2 separate regions of the Homo sapiens genome follow, and region 1 is linked to region 2. Evidence: read pairs that join two places in POLR2A ChIA-PET (ENCODE). Cell type or tissue: GM12878. All regions are shown on one strand. Each heading gives the region's core, and the rest is flanking DNA. Links, peaks and the distances in the headings are about the cores only.

What was found. ChIA-PET counts read pairs that join two places held together with the same protein. Peaks named below come from ENCODE experiments on the same cell type or tissue, not always from the same donor. Only the 100,000 strongest peaks of a DNase experiment are listed, where the experiment ranks them.
Region 1: POLR2A ChIA-PET joins it to region 2 with 5 read pairs; 9 of 35 experiments call an interaction of 5 or more read pairs at or near these places.

Annotation. Positions count from the first base shown.
Region 1 is chr7:100,409,708-100,418,291 of GRCh38, forward strand. It overlaps ZCWPW1 (zinc finger CW-type and PWWP domain containing 1), which reads right to left. Exons shown (of 18, transcript NM_001386010.1): 6 at 7,359-7,476; 7 at 6,598-6,749; 8 at 6,268-6,390. Among named protein-coding and RNA genes, the nearest start is that of ZCWPW1, 15 kb to the right of the region's middle. RefSeq lists an enhancer at 8,383-8,472. In GM12878, for the core only: no CTCF peak of the experiment used is centred there; no DNase peak of the experiment used is centred there; H3K27ac peaks cover 1,059 bases.
Region 2 is chr7:100,277,352-100,285,935 of GRCh38, forward strand. No RefSeq gene overlaps it. Among named protein-coding and RNA genes, the nearest start is that of SPDYE3, 26 kb to the right of the region's middle. In GM12878, for the core only: no CTCF peak of the experiment used is centred there; no DNase peak of the experiment used is centred there.

The DNA.
Region 1 (8,584 bases), core at 161-8,160, 130 kb after region 2:
CAAAGAGGTAACTGGCTTGCTGAGGATTAGCTAACTTGGCGATAGAGCTGAACTTAGAACTCAAGTCTCATGCCTTGATCTTTTTCCTGTACTAGGCTACCATGTCTCCCTGCCCCAAGGCTGAAAGGAATGTTTCTTGTATTGACAGTTCTTAAATTGAAAGGTTGCCTGGCATCTTTCCAGATAGTGCCTTGTTCTCTGCTGGCATGACACTACTGAAAAGTTCTTTTGAAGGGCTAACCTGCATCTCTTTTGTGCACAACATCCAGAGTTCTTATCCAAATCTCAACTGATTTACCTGTCACCAAATCACCAAGTTGCAAACTTTAGGACCAACAGTGTCTGAGTTCACTCTTCTCCAAAAGACACAGGTCTAAGCCTATCACTTCTCCATCAACTATTAACTCTGGGCCCTGCTCAAAGGCCAAGCCTTCCTTTTATCCATTACCTTCCAGACCCCCACCTCTCCTAAGCTGACCCATGTCCCTCAGCCTCTCCTCTCTCCCACCAAAACTCTTCCATTGTGGTCTTGGAAAGTCCATTGACTCGAGCAACAAAAGTCCACATATCCTCAACCTCAAATCTGAACTTCTATCTCCTTTCTGAAGCCTGGAGACCCACTAATGACACTGCCCCACCTAAACCACCCCCACCTACAACCCTGTAAGTGCAGTCAGTTCCTCTCACACTCCCCATGTCTCTTGGGACAGAAAGTCAGGCTGGCATTATCATTGCCCCATTGCTACTACTCTCCAACTCTTATAAAAACTTCCTCCCTTGAGGTCTATGCCATGGGACTATCCTCACCTCTCATCTCCCTTGTAGAGATGCTGGTATCTGATTCAGTCTTCTCTCCACCTCCTGCCTTCATTCCAAATGACCTCTACATCCACAGGAACTCCTCATACAGCACCCCATTATTTCAGTCCCTTGACTTTTTTCTTCATGTCACCTCTGGAACCCACTCCCACTCCTGCATGCCCCACCCAGTCATCTGCAGGAACTGCACACCCTCTGAGCCACTCATCCAAACATCCTATCTACAAAAATGCCCCGTCTTCCACCTCACTTGCTCAAAGACTCCTATAGCAACTTTCATTTTATCTAGCTCTCCAACCCACTGCCCACTACCATCCTCTCCATCTGGAAGCAACTTTCATTCTTCACTCTGTTCCACTCTGGTTTGATTACTTGACATTTACTTGGATTCTCTTGTAGACACCTTCAGCTCCCTTTCCCACTGTCGTTCTTCCCACCCAGGTGGCAAAACACCAACCAGAATGAACCCTCTCCACCTTTTCTGAGCCTACACTCAAGCAATTGAGTTGACAGAGAAAAATCACATAACAGACACATAGGTATCGCTATATATTCACTATTTATTTATCAACCAACATATTTCTCCAGTAAGTTCACTCTCTCCCACTGCCAAATTTTACCTTAAATACCTGATCATAAAGGATGGCTCCTAATCCCATCCCTCCAGAATCATCCCTCAGAAAAGTTGACGTGCATTTGGGTCTTTTCAAAATATCACATATAAGGATCACTTTCGCAATTACTTTTTTTTTTTTTTTGAAACACAGTCTCGCTCTGTTGCCCAGGCTCAAGTGCGGTGGCGCAATCTCGGGTCACTGCAGCCTCCACTTCCCAGGTTCCAGTGATCCTCCCACTTCAGCCTCCCAAGTAGCTGAGACTACAGGCATGCACCACCACACCCAGAAAATTTTTTGTATTTATTGACAGAGGCAGGGTTTCCCCATGTTGCCCAGGCTGGTCTTGAACTCCTGGGCTCAAGTGATCCACCCTCCTCAGCCTGCCAAAGTGCTGGGATTACAGGGGTGAGCCACCATGCCCAGCCTCAATTACCTTATCTTGAAGAACAAAGTACTGGTTGGGACTAATATGTTAGTCTGAAATGACAGTTGCCAATAGTAGTTTTGGATGTTTACAGAGGTGAGCTAGCAAGACTAGAAAAAAAGAGTAGGAGGAGAGGCCAGGAGTCATATATATTAATACAGATCAATAATAATACAAATTGTTAGCTGTGAAAGCAGTGAGTACTCATAAGAAAATGAGTAGGAAAAAATCACTATAATGATATGGAACTGGAAATTTATGGCTTGGAATAATATTTTTGACAAGAACATTGTACTTTTTTAAAAGTTCAAGTAACCTAAAGGAGAAGATAATGTGCTCTGGAAAACTGTGTTTGATGCCCGGATGTGGCTCTATGATCATGAAGACTGATGTCACAGACACATGTTAAGAGGATTTCACTTGACCACTCATTCTTGAAACACTAGTTTCCTGGGTTCTGTGATGTCTCATTCTCCTGTCCCCCTCCCCCTGATTTTACTGGCAAGCTTCCCCCTCAGTCTCCTTTGCTGGGTTCTCTTCGTTCTTCAATCTCTAAATGTCAGGGGTCCCAAAGCCCAATCATGGGCCTTCTCTCCCCATGATACACTTTCTCCTGAGGCAAGCTCACTCATTCCCATGGCTTTGAAATCTATTTTCATACCTGACAGAACACAGCTGTCTACTTACAGCCTCTGTTCTGAGCTCGAGATTCCTAAGCCGCCTTGCTCTTTGACATCTCTATTTGGATGTCTCACAAGGATCTCAAACCTAAATGTACCCAAACCTGAATGCTTCATCTTATATTACAAATTTTTTCTTCCTCCGCTCTTTCCCATCTCCCTTCACATAACTGTTCAAGACAGAAACCAATCATCCTTGACATACCTTCTCCTGCTCCAACCTTCCAGTATCTAATTCATTACCAACTTCTAACAATTTTACCTCCAAAACATACCTTAAAACCATCCACTTTTCTCTTTCTCTATTTTGATCATCCTAATCCATTTTATTTTTTTTTTATTTATTTTTTTTGAGACGGAGTCTCGCTCTGTCGCCCAGGCTGGAGTGCAGTGGCACGATCTCCACTCACTGCAAGCTCTGCCTCCTGGGTTCACACCATTCTCCTGCCTCAGCCTCCCGAATAGCTGGGACTACAGGCGCCCGCTACCACACCCGGCTAATTTTTTGTATTTTTAGTAGAGACGGGGTTTCACCATGTTAGCCAGGATGGTCTTGATCTCCTGACCTCGTGATCCACCCGCCTCGGCCTCCCAAAGTGCTGGAATTACAGGCATGAGCCACCACGCCCAGCCTTATTTTTTAAATATATATTTTTTTGAGACAGGGTCTTGCTCTGTTACCCATGCTGGAGTGATGTGGTATGAACATAGCTCACTGCAACCTCAAACTCCTGGGCTCAAGTGATCTTCCTGCCTCTGCCTCCCAAAGTGCTGGGATTACAGGTGTAAACCACTGTGCTCAGCCATCATCTTAATCAAAGCCTAATACCTAATCCTAATACTAACTTCTTAACTGGTCTATTCTTCTTTTCTCCCCATACTCCATCTCCAATTAATCACCAAAGGATCCTTTTAAAACATTAATGTGAAGATGTCACTTCCCTGGTTAAAACCCACCAGTGGATTCCCCCTGCACTTAGGATAAAATGTTCACTCTGTACATGGTCTTTGACCTAGCCACTGCCTCCCTCTTTCCAGTTATCCAGAGCCACGTTCCCAACTTGCCTCCCCTTGCTCTCTGAGCTCCGCAATCACACTGGCTTTCTTTTAGTATCTGGAACATACCACACTTTACCCTACCTAAAACTCTTTCTTCACTTGGATAACTTCTACTCTGCCTTCAGGTTTCAGCTGAAATACTGTTTCCTTAGAAATGCACTCCCTGACCAGCCCAATCTTACTTCCTCTCATGACACACTGCTCTTTTCCTTCTCTGTACTTAATGCAAATTGTATTCATTAAATACTCCTTCCTACTTCAGGAGCACTCACCTCTCCTTGGCAACTGTAAGAAATGGGAAGAATGGTTTATTTATAGCAGGAGGCTAATAAATCCACTACAATCACAATTCAACTCACAATCACCTAGAGGGTGAACCCTCATCTGCCAGCCTAAGATCTAGTCCATGCAGTAATTCTTTTTTTTCCATTTCTTTTTTAATATAAATTCACTTTTTTTCTTTTTTATAGAGACGGGGGTCTCACTATGTTACCCAGGCTAGTCTGGACTCAAGCAAGCTTCCTGCCTCAGCCTCCCAAAGTGCTAAGATTACAGGTGTGAGCCACTGCGCCAGGCCTCTTACAGTAATTCTGAGTACAGGAGACAGAGCAACACAAATCTAATGACACCAATTTATTTGAGCTAACCAGAGATCAGGTCAGTGGGGTCTGCAGTACCCCAAAAGTTCTCAACAAGCACATCTGAGTTTATATAGTCACATAAAACCAAAAGAAAAACCTTTTAGTTTCCTTTTTGACTCTACCTAGAAACTCCCTTCGGGTAGTCTGAACTCCAGGCCACCTGGTTGTTCAAATTAGACTTATACCTCAGTGCCTTATGTTACTATGTCATTATAACAAGAGGAATGGTTTATTGACCTGAACTACCTTGTTTGGTGCCTGCATAGTCTTGGAGTTTTCTTCCAAGTATGTGCAAACTATATTATGCTTCCACAACCAAAACCACATATATGTACACATACAGATTAGACACTACGTAACTTTTTATTCCACTGTTTCTTAAAGTTGGAACTTGTTCTGTCTTTTTGTATTATGTTTTGTTTTGGGGTTTTTGTTTTTGTTTGGTACAAGCCTGTTTAGATTGTTGTCTATTTATTTAGTTTTTTAGAGACAGGGTCTTGCTCTGTCACCAAGGCTGGAGGGCAGTGGCACAATCATCGCTCACTGCAGCCTCCAATTCCTGGGATCAAGAGATCCTCCCACCTCAGCCTCTTGAACAGCTAGGACTACAGGCACTACCACTACATCCAGCTAATTTTTTTTTTTCTTGTAGAGATGAGGGTCTCACTGTGTTGCCCAAGCTGGTCTCAAACTCCTGGTCTCAAGTGATCCTCCTGCCTTGGTATTTTTGAATTTTTGAACACACTAGTATATTGTATGATCTGTTTTATTTCTTGTCATAAAATTTACCATTATCAGGCTGGGCACGGTGGCTTACACCTGTAATCCCAACACTTTAGGAGGCCGAAGCGGGCAGATCACAAGGTCAAGAGATCGAGACTATCCTGGCCAACATGGTGAAACCCCATCTCTACTAAAATTACAAAAATTAGCTGGGCGTGGTGGCGCATGCCTGTAGTCCGAGCTACTAGGGAGGTTGAGGCAGGAGAATCGCTTGAACCCGGGAGGAGAAGGTTGCAGTGAGTGGAGATCGCGCCACCGCACTCCAGCCTGGCGACAGAGCAAGACTCTATCTCAAAACGAAACAAAACAAAAAAACAAAAAACCCCTCCCTCAACTCCGTACCCATTTTTTTTTTTTTTTTTTTTTTTTTTTAGACAGAGTCTCCCTTTGTTGCCCAGGCTGGAGTGCAGTGGCACAATCTTGGCTCACTGCAACCTCCGTCTCCTGGGTTCAAGCGATTCTCCTGCCTCAGCCTCCAAGTAACTGAGACTACAGGCGCATGCCACCATACCCAGCTAATTTTTGTATTTTCAGTAGAGATGGGGTTTCACCATATTGGTCAGGCTGGTCTTGAACTCCTGACCTTGTGATCCACCCACCTCGGCATCCCACAGAGCTGGGATTACAAGCATGAGCCACCATGCCCAGCCTCCATTCCTTTTTATCTACCATTTTCTCCCTCTTACTTTCCCTATCTAAACTAATTGAAAAAGTGTCTACTCTTCAACCAGCTATAAGCTGCCATTCACGCTTATCAACTCTTTCAGTAGCTATAACCAAACCGCTAATGGCTTCCTAATTGTGATGTCCTTGAGCTTATGTTTATCCTCTTTGATTTCTTTACGATGGCATTCGACATGGCTGAGCATCCCTCTTTCTTTAAATTCTCTCCTCCCCTGGGATCTATAATACCACTCCTTATTTTTCTATTACCTTTCTTACCACATCTTCTATTACCTTTTTTACCACATTATCTCAAACTATTACCTTTCTTACCACATCTTCATTTTCTTCCTGGGAAACATCTAAAATGCTTTGTACACAGTAGGCACCCAACAACTATGGATTATGTGAATAAATGACTGAATGAATGAAATTATTCTTTCGGCAGCATATTCTGCAACAAGCAGCTGTGAGAGATTGACTATATTCTTTGCAGAGGTTCCTCTAACATCCTAACCCTGCCTCTCTGCTCTATTTCAAATTTTCAGGCCAAGTAGGTTTGCCAAACCAGCTAAACTCACCAAAACCACTTATCTCTCCTTTTTGCTGGTCCCTGATCTGAGAATGATCCTGAACTGTTTTCTTTAGTCGGTCTTCCTGTCTGTGCTCATGTCCACCTTGAGTTTTCTCCACCTTCTCATCTTCTGGGAAGAAAAAAGAAAACGTGAGGTGGGGAGATGAAGAAGACAATCTTTGTAGATAGTAAAGGTCAGTGAAAGAAGGAAGAAGAATCACAGCCTAATAGTCTCAAGTCTTGGGCTGAAAATTCTCAGCCTGCCCATGGTCCCATTCCCTAATTTCCTGGAGCTAGTACTTGAGCCAGGCTTCAAAGTATATCTGACTGTACTTACGAGCTTCCTTCTTTCTTTTGCTTAAGGTGAGTCTATTGGATTTCTTCTTAGAGGGTGCAGGATCTGGCTGGCCTAACTTAGATGTCCTTATCTCAGGGGCAGCTTCACCTTCCCAAGACACTGAAATCTCTTGAGTATGTGGTACCTCCTCTCTGAAAATGAGGTTTTATTTTAATGAAAGGTAAAAATAGAGCAATTGCAGAACTCTTCTTCTGAAAAAACCCGAGTAAAAGGAAGACAGATGAATCCTAAGCTCTCTAAGACCTCCTGAGGCCATTTCATCCATCTACTTGCCTATTTTTCCCAACTCAAACAGGTATCTTTCCTGAGCTGAGAGAAATCTATAGAAATATGATAAATGGGCTGGGCCTGGTGGCTCACGCCTGTAATCCCAGCACTTTGGGAGGCCAAGGCGGGTGGATCACAAGGTCAGGAGTTCGAGACCAACCTGGCTGATATGGTGAACCCCGTCTCTACTAAAAAGTATAAAAATTAGCCGGGTGTGGTGGCAGGCGCCTGTAATCCCAGCTACTCGAGAGGCTGAGGCAGGAGAATTGCTTGAACCCAGGAGGCAGAGGTTGCAGTGAGCTAAGATCACGCCACTGTACTCCAGCCTGGGCGACAGAGCGAGACTCCGTCTCAAAAAAAAAAAAAAAAAGAAATATGATAAATGACCAGATAGACAGACAGATAGATAGACTGACTGACCATGAATGTGTAGTCCATTCTGTGTTCAACTTGCCTCACTGAAATAAACTTACCCATTAGCATTATCAGTATCAGTAGCAGAAGCAGTAATTCCTGGCTCCTTGTCTGATTGGGTAGATACTACGGGCTGGGCACAAGAAGTCTCTGCAAAATCAAGGCCAGATCCCATCCCTCCCAAAACAAAATACTATAAGCAGAGAAGCAAAAAAACGAAAAAGCCACTCTATTACTCCCTAACATTTTCTCTAAAGTGTCTTCTCCCTGTAGCCTGAAAGAGCCTACCTGTCATATCACAGAACTTTAAATATTTAAATTTTCAGGAAAAACTACAAATATGTATCTTTCTGCAAGCCTTTCCAGATCGATCTGCCTCATTCCAGGATGGCCAGGTAATGATAATTTTGTGTACATAAAAAAATTATAGGCCAGGCATGGTGGCTCACGCCTGTAATCCTAACACTTTGGGAGGCCGAGGTGGGTGGAATGCCAAACCTCAGGAGTTCAAGACCAGCCTGGGCAACATGGTGAAACCCTGTCTCTACTAAAATACAAAAAATTTGCCAGGCACGGTGGCATGCACCTGTAGTCCCAGCTTCTCGGGAGGCTGAGGCAGGAGAATTTCTTGAACCTGGGAGGCGGAAGTTGCAGTGAGCCAAGATCATGCCACTGCACTCTAGCCTGGGCAACAGAGTGAGACTCCATCTAAAAAAAAAAAAAATTATATGTACTGTATTTTATATCATTTGTTGCTCAAACGCCTAGGAATAGAAGTATACCTAAGAATGGCTGAAATGTCAGACTGTTCTCTTCAGCCTCATGAACTTATGGAAAAGCCTTCATAGAGGTTTTTGGTTTTTTGGTTTTTGGTTTTTGTTTTTTGGTTTTTTTTTGAGACAGAGTCTTGCTCTGTCGCCCAGGCTGGAGTGAGGTGGCGAAATCTCGGCTCACTGCAACTTCCGCCTCCCAGGTTCAAGCGATTCTCGTGCCTCAGCCTCCTGAGTAGCTGGGACTAGAGGTGCACGCCACCACGCCTGGCTAATTTTTATATTTTTAGTAGAGACGGGGTTTCACCATGTTGGGCAGGCTGGTCTTGAACTCCTGACCTCAAGTGATCCACCCGCCTTGGCCTCCCAAAGTGCTGGGATTACAGGCATGAGCCACTGCACCTGGCCTCCCTCACTGCGTTCTTTATTCCAAAAACTAAATCTCTAACCACATGCAAAATCGGTATTAGAAACTGAAATTTGCAAGGGTATGTACCCTAAGTTTTTCAAATCTA
Region 2 (8,584 bases), core at 270-8,269:
AGAAACGTGAAGTCCTGGAGAAGGTGTGGCTGTGGAAGCTGCCACAGCTTCATTTTCTTTCTGCCTGCCTGCCTGCCTGCCTGCCTCTCTCCCTCTCTCTCTCTTTTTTTTTTGAGACAGAGTCTCGCTCTGTTGCCCAGGCTGGAGTTCAGTGGTGTGATCCTGGCTCACTGCAATCTCCGCTTCCTGGATTCAAGTGATTCTCATGCCTTAGCCTCCCAAGTAGCTGGGACTACAGGCGCCCACCACCACACCCAGCTAATTTTTGTATAGTAGAGATGGGGGTTCACCATGTTGGCTAGGCTGGTCTCGAACTCCTGACCTTAAGTGATCCACCCACCTCAGCCTCCCAAAGTGCTGGGATTACAGGCGTCAGCCACTGTGCCTGGCCCACAGCTTCATTTTCTTATCAGGCCAGTTCTGCCCCACGGTGCTGGGTAAGGGTCCTAGAACTTTAAGCCTAGACTTTATTTCTTCAGCTTTCCAAAAGATCCTGTTCTCTTTTCAATGTTTTAAAATTAAGCTTTTTGGCCAGGTACTATAGCTCATGTCTGTAATCTCTGCACTTTGGGAGGCCAAGGTGGGAGGATCGCTCGAGGCCAGGAGTTTGTGACAAGTTTGGCCAATACAGTGAAACCTTGTCTCTATAAAATAAATAAATAAAATAAGGCTTGTTATCTTAAGATAATTGTAGATTCACTTGCAATTGTAAGAGATTATTACCCAGAGAGCCCTCGTGCCCTTCATGCAATTTCCCCCAACGGTAACAGCTTGCAAAACTAGAGTACAATCTCACAACCAGGAAATTGCCTTCAATACCATCCACTGAACTTACCCAGGTTCTATCAGTTTTACATGTAATTGTGTGTGTGTGTTTAGTTCCATGCAATTTACTCAGTGCTCTAAAAATAGACTCTTCATCTTACAATGTTTTTAAATTTACAGAAAAATTGTTAAGACAGTAGGATTCTCATATATCCTGTACCATTTCCCCCTTTTATTAACATCTTGCACTGGTATAGTATATTTGTTACCGTTAATGAACTGAAGTTAATACATTGTAATTAACTGAAGTCCATACTTTAGTTAGACCTCCTTAATTTTTACCAATTTCCTTTTTCTTTTCTTTTTCTTTTTTTTTTTTTTTTTTTTGAGACAGAGTTTCACTCTTGTTGCCCAGGCTGGAGTGCAATGGCGCAATCTTGGCTCACTGCAACCTCCGTCTCCCCGGTTCAAGGGATTCTCCTGCCTCAGCCTCCCGAGTAGCTGGGATTACAGGCATGCGCCACCACCCCGGCCAATTTTGTATTTTTAGTAGAGACGGGGGTTTCTCCATGTTGGTCAGGCTGGTCTTGAACTCCCGACCTCAGGTGATCCACCCACCTCAGCCTCCCAAAGTGATGGGATTATAGGTGTGAGCCACCGTGCCCGGCCCAATTTCCTTTTTCTGTCCGAAGATCCCATCCATGACACCATGTGACATTTAGTAGTAATGTCTTCTTAGGCTCCTCTTGGCTGTGATAGTTTACAAAAAAAAAATTAATTTTCTTTGAGACAGTCTCACTCTGTCACTCAGGCTGGAGAGTAGTGGTGTGATCATAGCTCACTGCAGCCTCAATCTCCTGGGCTCAAGTGATCCTCCCTCCTCAGCCTCCCATATTTTTAATACAGACAGGGTTTCACCATGTTGGCTAGGCTGGTCTTGAACTCCTGACCGCAGGTGATCTGACCTCAGGTGATCTGCCCGCCTCGGACTCCCAAAGTGCTGGGATTACTGGTAGGAGCCACCACACTTGGCCAGTTTACTTGATATTTTAAAAATAAATTCCTCTGCTATGTAAACTGACCAGAATGGATTCTGTTGATTGCAACTAAGACCCATAACTGATACAGTTGGCATTCAAGCCTCACGCTGGCTAATTTTGTGTGTGTGTGTGTGTGTGTGTGTGTGTGTGTGTGTGTGTGTGTGGTAGAAATGGAGTCTTGCTATGTTGCCCAGGCTGGTCTCAAACTCCTGGCCTCAAGTGATCCTCCTGCCTTGGCTTCCGAAGAGCTGGGATGACGGTGTGAGCCACCACACCTGGTCAGTTTATTTGACATATTAAAAATAAATTTGTGGCTAGGCGAGGTGGCTCACACCTGTAATCCCAGCACTTTGGGAGGCCAAGGCGGGTGGATCACTTGAGGTCAGGAGTTCGAGACCAGCCTGGCCAATATGGTGAAACCCCATCTCTACTAAAAATACAAAAATTAGCTGGATGTGGTGGCACACGCCTGTAATTTCAGCTACTTGGGAGGCTGAGGTGGGAGAATAGCTTGTACCCTGGAGGCGGAGGTTGCGGTGAGCCAAGATCGTGCCACTGCACTCCAGCCTGGGCAATAGAGCAAGAATTCGTCTCAATAAATAAATAAATAAATTCATTCATTCATTTCTTTGCTATGTAGACTGACCAGAGTAGATTCTGTTGCTTGCAGCTAAGACCCATAACTGATGTACTTGGCATTCAAGGCTCACTGTGGTGTGGTCTTTGCTTACATCTCTGGTCCCATCTGCCACTATTCCCAGCCTAGTACTTTACCTTCCAGTGAGAGATCTCTCTCCTTCTTCCATACTCTCTCATGGCCTCTGACTCTTGTACAGGCTGACAGATCCATATTTATTTCACCTCTGTCATCACCTCCTCTGGGAAGCTTTCTGTGATTTTTCCCAGCAGCGTGGGGTGCCTGCCTCTCACCTGTATGTCCACAGTTCTTCGGGGCAGGGCCATATGCTCGTTAAAATCATGGTTTCTGGCCAGGTATGGTGGCTTATGCCTGTAATCTCAGCACTTTGGGAGGCCAAGCGGGCGGATCACTTTGAAGTCAGGTGTTCAAGACCAGACTGGCCAATATGGCAAAACCCCTCTACTAAAAATACAAAAATTAGCTGGGTGTGGTGGTTTATGCTTGTAATCCCAGCTACTTGGGAGGCTGAGGCAGGCAAATCACTTGATCACTTGAACCTAGGTGGTGGAGGTTGCAGTGAGTGGAGATTGTACCACTACACTACAGCCTGGGCAACAGAGACTGTCTCAAAAAAAAAAAAAAAAAAAAGGCCGGGCGCTGTGGCTCACGCCTGTAATCCCAGCAGTTTGGGAGGCCTAGGCGGGCAGATCACAAGGTCAGGAGATCGAGACCATCCTGGCTAACACAGTGAAACCCCGTCTCTACTAAAAAATACAAAAAATTAGCTGGGCGTGGTGGCGGGCGCCTGTAGTCCCAGCTACTCTGGAGGCTGAGGCAGGAGAATGGCGTGAACCCAGGAGGCAGAGCTTGCAGTGAGCCGAGATCGTGCCACTGCACTCCAGCCTGGGCAACAGAGCGAGACTCTGCCTCAAAAGAAAAAAAAACACAAAAAACAACAACAAAAAAAAAAACAAAAAAAGGCCGGGGGGGTGGTGGCTCATGCCTGTAATCTCAGCACTTTGGGAGGCTGAGGCGAACAGATCATGAGGTCAGGAGTTTGAGACCAGCCTGGCCAACATGGTGAAACCTTGTCTCTACTAAAAATACAAAAATTAGCCAGGTGTGGTGGCGGGAACCTGTAATCCCAGCTACTTGGGAGGCTGAGGCAGGAGAATCGCTTGAACCTGGGAGGCAGAGGTTGCAGTGAGCTGAGATCGTCCCATTACACTCCGGCCTGGGTGACAAGAGCAGGACTCCGTTTCAAAAAAAAAAAAAAAATCGTGGTCTCTGATGTCAGACATAGCTGAGTTCTGACACTGCCTTCTTCTAGCTGTGTGGTTTTAGGCATGTTGTTTATTTTTTATTTATATTTTTATCTTATTTTATGATTATTTTTCTTATTATTTTTTGACAGAGTCTCACTCTGTCGCCCAGGCTGGAGTGCAGTGGCGTGATCTCAGCTCACTGCAACCTCCGCCTCCCAGGTTCAAGCAATTCTCCTGCCTCAGCCTCCTGAGTAGCTGGGACTACAGGCGCATGCCACCACACCCAGCTAATTTTTGTATTTATAGTAGAGACGGGGTTTCACCATGTTGGCCAGGCTGATCTCGAACTCCTGACCTCAAGTGATCTGCCTGCCTTGGCCTCCTAAAGTATTTTATTATCTTTTTTTTAAAAAAGAGATGGAGGTTTTACTAAGTTGCCCAGGCTGGTCTTGAATTCCTGGACTCAAACAATCCTCCTGCTTTGGCCTCCCAAAGTGCTGGGATTACGGTCATGGATGTGATTACCACCACACCCGGCCTGAACACACCGTTTAATCTCTGTGAATGCTCTTTTCCTCCTAGGTAAAACAGCATAATAAGAGTTCCTGACTCATAGGTTGCAACAAAAACTGAAGAAAATGCTAAAAAGTGCACAGCATGGCCGGGCACAGTGGCTCGCGCCTGTAATCTCAGCACTTTGGGAGGGCGAGGTGGGCGGATCACGAGGTCAAGAGATTGAGACCATCCTGGCCAACATGGTGAAACCCCGTCTCTACTAAAAATACAAAAATTAGCCAGGCGTGGTGGAGGGCACCTGTAATCCCAGCTACTCGGGAGGCTGAGGCAGGAGAATTGCTTGAACCTGGGAGGCAGGAGAATTGCTTGAACCTGGGAGGCGGAGGCTGCAGTGAGCCGAGATCGCACCACTGCACTCCATCCAGCCTGGCGACTTGAGTGAGACTCCGTCTCAAAAAAAAAAAAAGCAAACAGCACACAAATTAGGCCCATGGTCAATGTTAGCTGTGGTCATTCCTATGATCATGCCCAGAAGCCCTGACCTGTCATTCGTGGCATGAAGTTGAAATGGTCCGATTCCATGGGGGCTGTCACTTCCCTTATACCAGTTGCTTAGCTCCAGGATGGCAGAGGCCACTCCTTTTTCATCTTTCTATTCTCAGAGTTGACCTACAAATAGGTGTTTGTCAAGTGGCCTAAATGGATTACCCACCCCAGCTCCTGTAGTTCCTGCCACATGGGACACCATGAGAATCTTCTTTTCTAGCTCTGTGCCAGGAAAGCTTTTGCTGCCTCCGAAGACCTGGGAAGTTTTCTGCTTGGGGACAATTAGGCAACATGGCTCAAGGGCTGCTGCTGGTATCTGGAGTCTGTTAGCCTGGGTCCCTTCCCTTCCCCTTCCCCTTCCCTTCCCCTTCCCTTCCCCTTCCCTTCCCCTTCCCTTCCCCTCCCCTTCCCCTCCCCTTCTCCTCCCCTTCCCCTTACCCTCCCCTCCCCTTCCCCTCCCCCTCCCCTCCCCCTTCCCTTCCCCCCCTTCCCCTTCCCTTCCCCCTCCCCTCCCCTTTCTTTCTTTCTCTCTCTCTCTCTTTCTTTCTTTCTTCTTTCTTTCTCTTTCTTTCTCTCTCTCTCTCTCTCTCTTTCTTTCCTGTTTTTTTTTTTTTTGGAGTCTCACTCTGTTGCCCAGGCTGGAGTGCAGTGGCACGATCTCAGCTCACTGCAACCTCTGCCTCCCAGGTTCAAGCAATTCTCCTGCCTCAGCCTCCCGAGTAGCTTGGAGCTTGGACTACAGGCGCCTGCCACCACGCCCGGCTAATTTTTTGTATTTTTAGTAGAGATGGGGTTTCACCATGTTAGCCAGGATGGTCTCAATCTCCTGACCTCATGATCCACCCGCCTCGGCCTCCCAAAGTGCTGGGATTACAGGCGTGAGCCACCGCGCCCAGCTAATTTTTGTATTTTTAGTAGAGATGGAGTTTTACCATGTTGGTCAGGCTGGTCTTGAACTCCTGACTTTAGATGATCCATCCGCCTTGGCCTCCCAAAGTACTGGGATTACAGGCATGAGCCACTGCACCCAGTCTAACCTGGGTTTCAATCCCAGCTGTGTGGCTTGCATCCTGTGTGAACCTTGGTGGAGTTGTTTCCCTCTCTGTGCCTCATTTCCTTATCTGCTAGTTTGGCCTGACACACAGGACCGGCTACGTAATTTGCAGGGCCCGTTCCAAAATGAAACTTGAGGGCTCTTGTTGAAAAATTATTAAGGATTTCAAAATGGCCACCGTACAGCATGAAACCGAGTGTGTAATTGCATGGCTCATGCCCCCTGAGACCGGCTCTGCTGACACTCACCCAGAGTACGTGCTGGTTTTTTCCTATCTTGCTCAGTGCTCTGTCCACAGTCCCTAGAACAGTAGGTACAGACTGAATACATGTTTATTGAATAGGCCGGGTGCAGTGGCTCATGCCTGTAATCCCAGCACTTTGGGAGGCTGAGACAGGTGAATCACATGAGGTCAGGAGTTCGAGACCAGCCTGGCCAACATGGCGAAACTCCGTCTCTACTAAAAATACAAAAAGTAGCTGGGTGTGGTGGCTCATGCCTGTAATCCCAGCTACTCAGGAGGCTGAGGCAGGAGAATTACTTGAACCTGGGAGGTGGAGGTTGCAGTCAGCAGACATCGAGGCATTGCACTCCAGCCTGGGTGACAGAGCAAGAATCCATCTAAAAAAAAAAAAAGTTTATTGAATAAACAAACAAATAAATAACTAAATGGGCACTTTAAAATACAAATATTAGCTAGGCATGGTGGTGCCTGCTTGCAGGCTTGTGGTCCCAGTTACTTGGGAGTCTGAGGTGGGAGAATTGCTTGAGCCCAGGAGTTTGAGGCTACAGTGAGCTGTGATTGCACCACTACACTCCAGCCTGGGTGACAGAGTGAGACCCTATCTCAAAAAAAGAAAAAAAAAATTCCTCTTTATCCTTGATTTTAAGTGGTTTAATAATGATAAAACCCTATATAGACATATTAATTTATGCTGTTTGTTCTTGGAGTGTTTTTGATTTGAGGACTTATGTCTTTTTAGTTCTTTTTTCTTTCTTTTCCTTTTTTTTTTTTTTTTTTGAGATGGAGTCTTGCTCTGTCACCCAGGCTGGAGTGCAGTGGCACGATATTGGCTCACTGCAACCTCTGCCTCCCGGGTTCAAGGGATTCTCCTGCCTTAGCCTCCTGCGTAGGTGGGACTACAGGTGCATGCCACCACGCCAGGCTAGTTTTTGTATTTTTAGTAGAGACGAGGTTTCACCATATTGGCCAGGCTGGTCTGGAACTCCTGACCTCAGTTGATCCACTTGCTTCGGCCTCCCAAAGTGCTGGGGCTATAGGCATGAGTCAACATGCCCAGACTAGTTTTTGAAAATTCTCATTGATTGTCCATCATATGTTGCTTCTCTGTGATTTTCTGCTGTTTTTCTAAAACTTCCATTAGCCCTATGTTGCAATCCCTCCATCTTTCTCCCATTTCTCATAATTGCTCTTTTGTGAATTTCATCTTTGGTTCCTAGTGCTCTTGTGTTGGTCTGGACCCTTCTAGTAACAGAACGGCCATCTGAATGGAGGTCCATGCAGGGTTTCTCTCTCTCTCTTTTTAGAGACAAGGTCTTTTCTTTTTTTTCTTGCTTCATTGTCTATGCTGCAGTGCAGTGGTGTGATCTTGGCTCACTGCAATCTCTGCCTCCCAGGTTCAAGCAATTCTCCTGCCTCAGCCTCCCAAGTAGCTGGGATTACAGGTGCATGCCACCACACCCGGCTAATTTTTGTATTTTTAGTAGAGATGGGGTTTCACAATGTTGGCCAGGCTGGTCTCGAACTTCTGACCTCAGGTGATCTGCCTGCCTTAGCCTCCCAAAGTGCTGGGATTACAGGTGTGAGCCACTGCACCTGGCCTAGAGACAGGATCTTGCTCTGTTGTCCAGGCTGGAGTGCAGTGGTGCAATCCTAGCTCACTGCAACCCCCAACTCCTGACTTCAAGAGATCATTTCTCCTCAGTCTTCAGAGCAGCCGGGACTACAGGTGCATGCTACCATGCCTGGCTAAGGTTTCTCTCAAAAGTGACACTGAGATCTGAAGGGTGGCAAAATGTCATTTAGGAACAGGGGAAGATAGGGCTGGGGGAGTCCTCCAGGCAATAGAAACAGGATTTATGAAGATGAGATGGTGCCTGACACAAAGGGCTGGGATGGGTGCAGATTGGAAGCCACCAGAAGGCTCTAGCCCAAGAGAAGACTTGACACATTGGCAGATTCTTCTGGCTGCCTTGTGGAGTAGAGGACAGGAGAAGGTCAAGGGCAGGGGTGGGGAATCCAGCCTGGAAGTGACTGCAGCCTAGCTGAGAGAGCCGTGGTGGCCAGGACCAGTGAGGCAGCAGCGTGGATGGAGAGAGAGGAGGGATGCAGAGATGTTTAGGACATGAGCTGGCTGGTGATGGATAGCATGGGGCAGGCTGGTGGTGGTAAGGGGTCCAGGGTCCAGCTGCCACTAGGAGGGTGGGTAGGTTTGGGCACAAGCCCTTGTCTTTCTGATCCTTGTTCAGGTGAGATCCCCCTGCACAGATTTCACCTGCTTTTTTTTTTTTTCCTGAGCCATTTCAGACTGCCTCCTGGGGATGCGGTCTGCATGATTTTATTTATTTATTTATTTATTTAGACAGAGTCTTGCTCTGTTACCCAGGCTGGAGTGCAGTGGTGCGATCTCGACTCACTGCAACCTCCGCCTCCTGGGTTCAAGTGATCCTCCTGATTCAGCCTCCTGAGTAGCTGGGATTACAGGCACGCGCCACCACATCTGGTTAATTTTTGTAT